2 separate regions of the Homo sapiens genome follow, and region 2 is linked to region 1. A link is an interaction called in ENCODE POLR2A ChIA-PET data of the cell type or tissue named here. Cell type or tissue: OCI-LY7. All regions are shown on one strand. Links, peaks and the distances in the headings refer to the core of each region. The heading gives the core; the rest is flanking DNA.

Region 1 (5,377 bases), core at 67-5,066:
TGGTAACAGGTCACCTCCACCCTCATCCCTACCCCTACCCCAGATGAGAGCACAGAATACAGGCAGATCCAGGAATACTTGGATAAAACAGAGGTTTGGTGCCGGATGTGGGGGCCCCTTGCAAATTAGGGCATGTGAGTGGGAGAAGTAAAACATAAGCAAACATGCAAAGGCATACGTGCATGGTGGCCTTCCTGGTAAAATGCTCACTAGTGTGGGGGACTGAGAAAGGTTGTCAGAGAAAGCAAGAAAGAGACAATTCTCCTTGATAACAGATCAGAGAAACTCTTAGCTAAGTACACAAAAAGCCAAGAGGGATAGCCAAAGGCTCACCACACTAGAAAAACAACACATAACTACAGCTTCAACAGAGAATGTTCCTGCTGTAGGGTGAAGCACTTATCTGGGATAGTCTAAATCAGAGAGCAGGAAGCCTGGGGACTGTCCACTGCAGTTTGCACTGGGAGGGGCTATGGCTTCACCTCTCAAAAACAAGCCCACTGTCCAAGGATTCTCTTTTCTCCACGCCCTCATTCTTTTTTTCTTTTTTATTATTATTATACTTTAAATTCTAGGGTACATGTGCACAATGTGCAGGTTTGTTACATGTGTATACATGTGCCATGTTGGTGTGCTGCACCCGTTAGCTCGTCATTTACATTAGGTATATCTCCTAATGCTATCCCTCCTCCCTCCCCCTACCACATGACAGGCCCTGGTGTGTGACGTTCCCCATCCTGTGTCCAAGTGTTCTCATTGTTCAATTCCCACCTATGAGTGAGAACACGTGGTGTTTGGTTTTCTGTCCTTGCAATAGTTTGCTGAGAATGATGGTTTCTAGCTTCATCCATGTCCCTACAAAGGACATGAACTCATCCTTTTTTATGGCTGCATAGTATTCCATGGTGTATATGTGCCACATTTTCTTAATCCAGTCTATCTTTGATGGACATTTGGGTTGGTTCCAAGTCTTTGCTATTATCTCCACGCCCTCACTCTTATCCTTTATCTTTTTGATATAGCCATCGTAACAGTTGTGAAGTAATGTCTCATCGTGGTTTTGATCTGCGTTTCTCTGATGGTTAGTGATGTTGAACACTTGTACACTGTGGGTGGGAAGGTAAGTTTGTACAGTACAGCCATGATGGAAAACAGTATGGAGGTTCCTCAAAACATTAAAAATGGAACTACCATATGACCCAGCAACTCCACGTCTGAGTATATATCCAAGGGAAATTAAATCACTATCTTGAAGAGATATCTGCACCTTCATGTTTACTGCAGTTTTATCCACAATAGCCAAGATATGAAATCAACCTAAGTGTCTGTTGATGGATAAATGGACAAAGAAAATGTAGAATATATACACAAAGGGATATTATTTAGCCATACAAAGGAGGAAATCTTGTCATTTGGAACAACATAGAAAAATGGAGGACATGATGCTAAGTGAAATAAGCCAGACATTGAAAGACAAATATTTTAGCTGGGCGTGGTGGCACATGCCTGTGATCCCAGCTACTTGGGAGGTTGAGGCATGAGAATCTCTCGAACCCGGGAGGTGGAGGTTGCAGTGAATATTTCAGCCTGGGCGACAGAGCCAAACCCTGCCCTGTCTCAAAAAAAAAAAAAAAAAAAAAAAGACAAATACCTTAGAATCTCACTATATGTGTAATCTAAGACAGTCAAACTCATAGAAATGGAGTTGAAGGGTGGTTGCCAGGAGTTGGAAGTAGGGGTGGGAGAAATGGGGAGATGTTGCTTAAAGGGTACAAAATTTCAGTTATTATGAAATTTTCTCTATGGTGAACAAATTCTCTAAATGAACAAGAAAAAGCAAACCCACATGTGCCTCCTAAGCAGTGAATGCAGCTTGGAGAGATTGCCCTTTAGCTTAATGACAGAGGAGATACTTTTGGCTTGTTTCAAACTCATCAATAAATTGCCATCTTCCTTTAAATAGATGATTAAAGAAAAGCTTGTCTGCATCTTTTATATGATTTACAATATATTACAGGGCCACAGTTTCCTGCTTATGGTGACTTTCTAATTTAAGGGAAGCTGGATGGAAAATGCAGTTTGGTTAATAGAAATTTACTTTTGTAATAATGTAATAATTGCTAAAGTAGATGATCTCTTGTTATTTGCCTGACATGTGCTGAGCTTTTTCTGAATTAACCCATCTAATCTTCACAGCCCTGTGAGGTAGGCAGTGTTATGGCCTCTGCTTCACAAAAGAGGAAATGAAAGCGCAGAGAGATGAATGAACTTATCCAAGGTCATGTAACTAGAAGGGATGGCACCAGGATTCAAACTCCAGAAGGCCTAACCTCAAAGCCCTCCTAAATTGCCCCATAAAGCAGAAGATAAGATAGTACAGCAAGAAACTCTCAGGCTTTGGAACCCAGCTGCTAGGTGTAATCTGGGCCCACTCCTTACCAGGAGTGTGTGACCTTGAGCCACCCTCCAGACCCCTCACCCAAAAGTCATCAGTAAAATGCAGTTGTGTGGATGGAATCATGTCATCTGTTTAATTCTTGGCACATTGTAAGAGCTCAATAAAAGGTCATTACTAATTATGGCCAGTGTTTCAGGAACCTGTCTATTCTTTAAATGAAGAGAATAATACACTGCAAATTCCTTATGGTTATAAAGCACTGTAATCTCTCCCATCATGGTCAAGTGAGACACGAACCTGGAATTGATGGCAGGTCTCATATTACCCTCAGGGACTTGGAATGCTGGTCCCACCCCACCACTAACTACCCCTGTAACCTTGAGACTGGCCCGTCCTCTTTGATCCAACATATAGAAGCATTCTCTGCCCAGACAGCACCATTCCTCCGCTGGGACCTCACTGTTTCTTTTGGAATTCAATCCAAGTCTAACCTGTAGCCTTATTTTCCTTTGGGGCCACACCTGCCTAGCTGCTCCCTTTGCTTCAGAGACAAAAGAGTTGCCAGGCTGAGGCACAAGAATCACTTGAACCCGGGAGGTGGAGGTTGCAGTGAGCATTTCAGCCTGGGTGAATTATAAACAAATAAATGGTTGTATAAATAAATAAATAAATGATTGTATAAATAGTCATGACTTCCAGTATGTTGGATGGAAGAGCTTTGACACGCTTGGCACAATATTGTCTCTGGACCTTTGCCGTGGGAATTTGCAAGCTGCCCTTAGTGAGGCCTCTAGACAATATCCAGGCCCAAAAGCACCTATTGGGTTTGCCGAGAAGGAAGGAGACTGCCCGATTCTTATGCTCTAGGCAGACACTGAGATTCTAGTTAAAGGGATGTCAAAGTGGTGTCCAGGCTAGTTTTGGGCCTCAGTAGGAGCTTAAGGCCCTAGGTGTTGCCCCAAACACACACCCCAACCCAGAAATCAGAGGATTCACCAGGGATGTTCCTGTGTGCCTGGCACCACCTTCTCATGCCTGCGTGCAGGCTTGTTAGAGATTGAAGGTGGAACGCCCCATATAGTCATCTCTCCCAGGCTGCAGGAGCACAGAGGCACCTGGGAATTTCACATAGGCCTCCTTATTCTTTCTGAATTCGGGGGAGGGTAGCCAAGTTCTCATTCTATCTGCACCACCAACTTTTTTGGGTAACTTTGGCCAAGTCCCTGTCTTTGTACCCATTTCTTCCTTGTAAAATGAAGGACTGGGCTGATACCGTCCATCATATGTTTGGCTGTGATGCTGTTACGCAGGAAGAAGAGTGGGCCAAGGGTGGGGAAGCCAAGTCTAGCAGCTTCTATTCAGCTCCAATAGGTTTCTCTCCGATATGTGTCACATCACTGCCTCCCCTGTGCTGACGACAGGTCAAAAGGCTCTCATTTCAAGGAGGTTAAAGGCCCCCATTCCTAGACCGGGGCTGCAGCTCTCCACTCTCTTCTTGGTGGGGACTGGTGAGTGAGAGTCTCTCTCCCTTCCTTTTTCCAGCCCCACGCCCCTGACACACCTCTGTGATATCCACCTCCAGACCCTGGGAAATGTAGGGTGAGGTGGGGGATAGAGCTTTGGGAGCTGCTCCTGCTGGTCATGCCAGCAGCTCTTCTGAACCCTGCTTCCCGCTGCTGTCTGGAACTGTGATCCAGGTGGCTGATAGTTGCTCTGGGCCTCACCTTCTTGGCAGCCCTGGGTTTCAGTAACTGGGAGATGGGCTGGGTGAGCTGCAGCCTTCAACTAACTTCCCACTTTCCTTTTAAGGTGGCAGGTGGGGAGAGGAGGAAGCGGGCACATCTCTCTCCAACGACCCCATCTCTTCTGCAATACATGTAGGTTCTGAAGTGGGAATGCGCGGGTTCAAATCTCCATTCCACTATTTTCATTAGTGTATTCTTTGACAAGATTCTCTTTCCAAGTCTCACTTTCTCCATTTGCAAAATGAACATAGTAAGAATATCTTCCTTATGATGTTGGTATTTAGATTTCACGAGACCTTCCATGTTATAGACAGCACAGTGCATGGTCCATGGAAATCACCTGGTGAAGTTCACTATTATGATAATGATTGTTACTCCTATCTGTGTCCTTAGACTGAATGGAATCTAAAGAGGCTGTTTCATTTGTCCTGTTTCCTCCAGGTCAGTGGTCTCCAAACTTGCTGCACATTAAAACCACCTTTTAAAAATTCTAAAGTCCAGACCATAGCCCCAGACCAATTAAACTCTACTCCTTAGGTGTGGGCCCAGGCACCAGCGATTTTGAAGCTTTCTAGGTGATTCCAGTGTGAGCCAGTTTAGAAACCGCTGCTCTCTGCAGTCTAACCAGCTGAGGAGTTTCTTTTAGGGGTAGTGATTCGTCCTAGGAACATTATTTACCCACTAATATTGATCTGAGTTGAAACACTTCCTTTGAGACAAGCAAAATCTCTCGTGCTTCACTTTAAGTCATTTTTTTTTCTTCTGAGGAAGTAGAGCATAGCTATCACCCTCCACCAAAAGCTCAGTTAGTGGGTGTGTCCCTCCTCCCCTCCCAAGCCCTTCAAGGGATGACAACAGCCCAGCAGGGGCCATCAGCTGACGGGAGGTAGATGACAATGTTGGCATTGAATGCTGAAAGCTGATCATAGACAGAGATCAAAGAAGCTTCCTAAACTCTGCTGTCCGGGACTTCCTTTTTTATGTTATCACAATGGAATATTTTCACATTCAGCATGACAGTATATAGAAACCTGGGCGAGTGCTGAACAAATTCCACTCAAAGACATTGCTGGAGCCCTCTGTGACCGAAGCCAAACTCAGGCCTCAGGGTTTCCCAGTTGCTCCCTCGAGGCAAGGGGGCCTCTTCATGGCTCCCCCATCCCACCCCCTCACATGCCCGTTCCTTTCTCTAGGCCTTGGCACGAGCAGTTTCTCTGGTCCTTCCCAGTCCCAG
Region 2 (5,377 bases), core at 211-5,210, 130 kb after region 1:
CAGGCAGCCCTGGAGAAGGAGGCAAGTACTCGGGGAAGCCAGGAGGCTCCCATGACCCTTTGTGCAGGAGGACAGCTCTGACCAGAGGCTCCAACTCATCTGTGGAACGTGAGCCCATCCCCAAGACTTAGGCAAGCTACCAGGGCAGCCCTGGAGGGGCGTGCAGGTTGTGCTGAGCACTAAGTCTCAGTGCGGGGGAAGTAGAGGCTGAAATCCAGCCATGCACCCTGGGAAAGGGCTGCGTCTGCCCAGAGGAAGGGGTGCCTTTTTCTCATGATTGGCATAAAGGCACCATATGGCCCTGCAACCACTTGGTTAAACTGCTCTGATGTTTCTCTCTCCAGGTGGGAAGGGTGGAGCATGCCCCTCCTGAGCTGGGCTGCAGCAGAGAGGAGGGAGACACCCATGCTGGGAAGACGTGGGGAAGGTCCTAGACTCAGAGAAGGGTGTCTGCAGAGATGCAGCTCCCCCACGTTTACCCCGAGAGGTGCAGGTAGAAAGTTCCATAAGACTAGCAGTGATAAGGAAACTGCCAGGTTTCAGGTCACTAAACATCCTCTGCTAAGTGTTTAATAAATAGAGGCTTACTGCACAATATGCTCTACACTAATATGACACCAAGAAATGGGAATTTTGACCATGCTGACTGCCTGTCTGGGATTTCACTCAGCACAGTGCCTGTAGCAGAATAGGCATTGAGTGAGAGGGATTGGAATTAAAAAAAAATTGATGCCATCCAGCCACCTGCTTTCTTCTCATAATCTGAGGAATTCATTTAACAAGAGTGTGTGTGAGGGGAAAAGGGGGTCTAGTAGGGATGGAGACAGACCAGGGATTGCTTGAGTGTTTAAGTTTTACAAGCTTGGTAGACGTGACTTCAGTGATCCTTAGGGTCCACTGGAGAGTCGGGTACTCAGAGCTCTCCAATATGGTGAATGACGTTCTGGTTTTCAAGGGTCCAGTTTTTTCCAGAACAGTGCAGAACTTTCCAGAACTTCTGTAGCACTGAAAGTCGGACATTCTGGAAAACCTCTCAGCCCTAGGAAAACTGGGATAGTTGAGTACTCTACAAAATAGTATCTAGATAATCCCTATCATCTTGCCTGGGGCGCTTTTCCTATTCCTCTGTGCCTAGAGTTTCCTCTTCCCCCACTCACCAACACAGAGCTTTCTGCTTCACTCTCCACACCCACTCCAACTAGGCCCCAAGCCATGTCTACAGCCTGGGATTGCAGCAGTGGGTTCTGCCCATGTCTCTGGTGCATATCCCATCTGTCATCGGACTCCTGGCACAGAAAATTTAATGTCAGGAAAGTGAAGGGTTTTGGGAGACACATGGGGAAAAAGCAGATGAACTCTATTGTCTGGGCTAGCTAACTTTGGACTAGCATGGAAAAACAGGCTCCTTTCAAACCGGTTCAGACAGGCAGAGGGTATTAGGTTTCTGCACTTAGCTTATTTTCAAAGGGAAATCAGAGAACTCAGTTTCAGGTCCTTTCCAGTGCTAAGGTGCTGTGGTTTGTCCCCAGGTCTTGTCCCCACAAAGTTAGCTCAAGAATCCTTCAAGCTTCTTTTTTTCTTTCTCTCTCTTTTTTTTTTTTTTTTTTTTTTTTGAGATGGAGCTTCGCTCTTGTGCCCCAGGCTGGAGTGCAATGGCACAACCTCAGCTCACTGCAACCGCTGCCTCCTGGGTTCACACGATTCTCCTGCCTCAGCCTCCCAAGTAGCTGGGATTACAGGCAGTGCCACCACTCCCAGCTAATTTTTGTATTTTTATTAGAGATGGGGTTTCACCATGTTGGCCAGGCTGGTCTGGAATTCCTGGCCTCAAGTGATCTGCCCACCTCGGCCACCCAAAGTGCTGGGATTACAGGTGTGAGCCACCATGCCTGGCCTTCTTTCTCTTTTCTTTAATGACCTTGATCTACAGAATTTGGGTCCTTCAACTGTTGTTCTGTGCCCAGGAGCAGTCAAAGGCCAAAGGGCTAGAGAAAAATGACATTCACTATTCATCTTCAAACTACAGACATGATGGTTACGGCCATTGGGATTTTTCACGGGGCTGCTTTTTATTTCCCTCTGGTGAGGTGCTCTGCAGAAGGGGATTCTTATCCTCCAGGAAGATGATGAGAGATTATGGCCCAATTGACTCAGCTCCCTTGGGTTCCCTGGGGTACCTGTGTCTTCCACAGCCCTCCTCTTGCAACACAGAGCCTATTCCTTAACGGAAAGCATTGGCCCTGTGAAACTGCTTCCCCTCAGGACCCTCGCATGATGCCACACTGTCTACAGGGAGAAGGGAACTGTCTAGGCCTGCGCCGCCATCTCTGCCTCCATCTCTGCTTCCCAAGTCGAGCCTTCCTTTATAATCCGCCTGGGCCTCTCGGTGTCTCAGGGATGCCCCATGCACCTGCCCAATCTGGCCGACCTTCCAGTTAGCAACCCCTACCTCAGAGAGCCCAACCTCTCTTTTATTCTATTTTTCCATTTCTTTTTAATTCAAGGATGGAGAAGATTTAGGGTAAGCAAAAAGTAGATTTTCATGTACTTTTTAAATTCTTTTTTTTTTAGATCAGAATTTCAATGAACAGCTTGTCTGAGTTACTTGTTCAAGCACATAATCCAATATAGGCATGTAGAATTAAAACTACAGCAATAACAACAGCAAAACAACTTTTGTATGTTTATATTGTTTGTCCTCCAGTTCAATTAACTTCCTAAAAGAGAAAGAGAGTGTCTCAGACATCTCCCCCTGTCTAGCATAGAGCTGAACACACAGTAGATGCCCAGTTTTATATGCATTTAATGAAATAATCTCTTCAGGACTTGGGACACTCATTAGTCCAATGAACTCAAAGACCAGGGCGTGGTGTGTGATTACTAATTAAAGGGTATCCGAAACAGTGAAGGCTGGAACTCTAGGGATCTGACTGCATAGGCCAAAGGCAATTCCCCTGCAATTAAGCTCCCTAGGAACCAATTAGGAGGATTGCTTCTGTGTGGCCACAATCACAACACTGTTGTCAGGAAATTCTACTCTGCCTCTACCTTTTCCTTCTCCGTCACAGCCACTCTGCCACCATCATTACCACCGCTGTCAGCAACCCTTACTGGCCAGCCTCCAGCACAGGGCCCAGCCCACAGGGGCACCCTTTGTAATGAATACAAAGGGTGCCAGGACCCCTAGCCTTAGTCCTGGCCCTCCCCAGCCCATCACTTCTGAGTGTGGATGGACCCCATTCATTCTGCTGCATTTCCCTGGGCACCTGGATATCTGCCTTTTGTTTACCCTAAGTCTTCTCCAGCCTCAAAGATCTAGCCTCATGCCTTTTCTGCTTTGTAAATGCCTTTTCGTTGAAGTTCCTATCAGATTGGGGCTCATAGTCAGCCAGGCAGTGGTGGCGCAAAGACTCAGCTAGCCAGAACTATGATTATTTCCCCTCGGAGCCGGGCAATGAAGGGCCAGCTGCTGGTGATTCTAGAATAAAACAGCCGCTCATGAAAGCAAGTCTCTTCCTTCCCCCTGCCCATCCTTGCTGTGGCTGATTTTCTCTCTGAACCTAGAGTGATGTCTTATCTTGAGCAGCTACCCTTTGCAAGCCCCTAGTTCAGCAACAACCTCCCCTTCTCCTCATGTCACACTTGAATCAAAAACAACAGAAACACAAGCACAAGGTCCCCAGCCCACAGCTGCCATGCCTGCCACATGTACCACAATGTCTTTGCATCTTTGCCACTAACTTCCATCTCTATCACATAACACGATGGTCAGGAACATGCACTTTGAAACCAGACGCACTTGAATTCCGGCCCAGCTCTGACTTACTAGTTGAGTGAGATGGGTAAGTTCCTCTGTTTCTTCAACTGTAAATGAAGTTAGTTAAAGAGGGTTAAGTGAGACATCCCATGTAGACATCCCATGCCTGGCACATGTGAAGTGAAGAATAAGTGTTAACACTTTCTGTTACTACCATCACTATTATACAATGATGTTACTACCACTATTGCTACTACTGCCATAAGGAATACTTCCAGCCCCACTACCTCTGAGCCACTACTCTGAGCCAGCACCTGTAGTGGGCGTTGTTGGGAATATAAGCCTGGCTTCTGGAGATCCCCAAAAACCCTAATCAAGATGAGCCATTCCTCAGTGCACCTCTGATTCGTGGTTCATAATGCTTTTCTGTCATTCCAGAGCTTTGGCTCTACTTTAAGTTCTTTGTGTAGATTCCTCTCATTGGTCTGCAGGCTTCTTGGTGGCTGGGGCCCTAGGACAGTCACCCCCAGGTTAAGGAACTCACGCCATTTTTTGTCTTGCACACTCCAGCACAGGAGGGCGGCAAACCCAGCATCTGGCGGCACCCCTGCTGCTGCCCTTGCAACCTGACTTAGAAAACCACAAGCAACCCCTTCGATTACATGCTCCTGTGCTGTAGGGCTAGGCCCTGCCGGGAAAGCCCCCCGAGACAGGGTCCCTGGGGAAGGACCTTCCACCGTTACCTCAGGGGCTGAGAGGAAAACACCCTGTGAAGGGGAAATTCTTCCGGGGCAGCTTCCAGGCCTAAGCTCCACGCTCCCTGCCCAGGTCAGCTTCTCCTTTTCCCTCCCCAGCAGTGGGAGCAGTTGTCTTCTGCCCTCGGCTGGATCCAAACAAGCCAAGTGTTCTCAGTTTAGTTATAGGAAGTGGTCAGAGTCTTGCATGAGGGCAGCTGCCAGATACCTAGCTTTGAAATAATTTTTTTTGTTTTTTGGAGACAGAGTCTTGCTCTGTTGCCCAGGCTGGAGTGCAGTGGCACAATCTAGGCTCACTGCAACCTCTGCCTCCCAGGTTCAAGTGATTCTTCTACTTCAGTCTTTTGAGTAGCTGCGACTACAGGCATGCACCACTGCGCTCGGCTGATTTTTGTATTTTTAGTAGAGGCGGGGTTTCACCATGTTAGCCAGGCTGGACTCAAACTCCTGACCTCAGGCAATCTGCCCTCCTTGGCCTCCCAAAGTGCTGGGATTACAGGTGTGAGCCACCATGCCCAGCCCTGAAATAATTTTTTAACATTGCACTGTACCCACACTACCTGAGCTATAAAGCAGTGATACTTCCTGTTTGAAAATTGAGTGCTCCCTGAAGTTGCCAGGAAACTGGCAGAACAGCCCACCCTGAACCTGGGAGTGAAACTCAGGGGGTCCTGTTCCTTGGTGACTTCAGCCATAGGGTGTTTCCCCAGGGAGTGCAGGGGCTAATATCCCAGCTCCTGCCTGACTTCCTAGAGTAGGACAAATAATCTTATCCAGGAGAGAAAATCCAACTGGAGGAAATGCAGCTGACTGGAAAGGTTCTCATGGTTGTAAGGCAATGTCAAGGTCACCACCACCCAGGCCC

Evidence for each region. ChIA-PET counts read pairs that join two places held together with the same protein. Peaks named below come from ENCODE experiments on the same cell type or tissue, not always from the same donor. Only the 100,000 strongest peaks of a DNase experiment are listed, where the experiment ranks them.
Region 2: POLR2A ChIA-PET joins it to region 1 with 5 read pairs; 4 of 35 experiments call an interaction of 5 or more read pairs at or near these places.

What each region holds. Positions count from the first base shown.
Region 1 is chr12:52,707,837-52,713,213 of GRCh38, reverse strand. No RefSeq gene overlaps it. Among named protein-coding and RNA genes, the nearest start is that of KRT77, 7.0 kb to the right of the region's middle. In OCI-LY7, for the core only: no CTCF peak of the experiment used is centred there; a DNase peak (open chromatin) is centred at 2,233.
Region 2 is chr12:52,574,492-52,579,868 of GRCh38, reverse strand. No RefSeq gene overlaps it. Among named protein-coding and RNA genes, the nearest start is that of KRT74, 3.3 kb to the right of the region's middle. In OCI-LY7, for the core only: no CTCF peak of the experiment used is centred there; no DNase peak of the experiment used is centred there.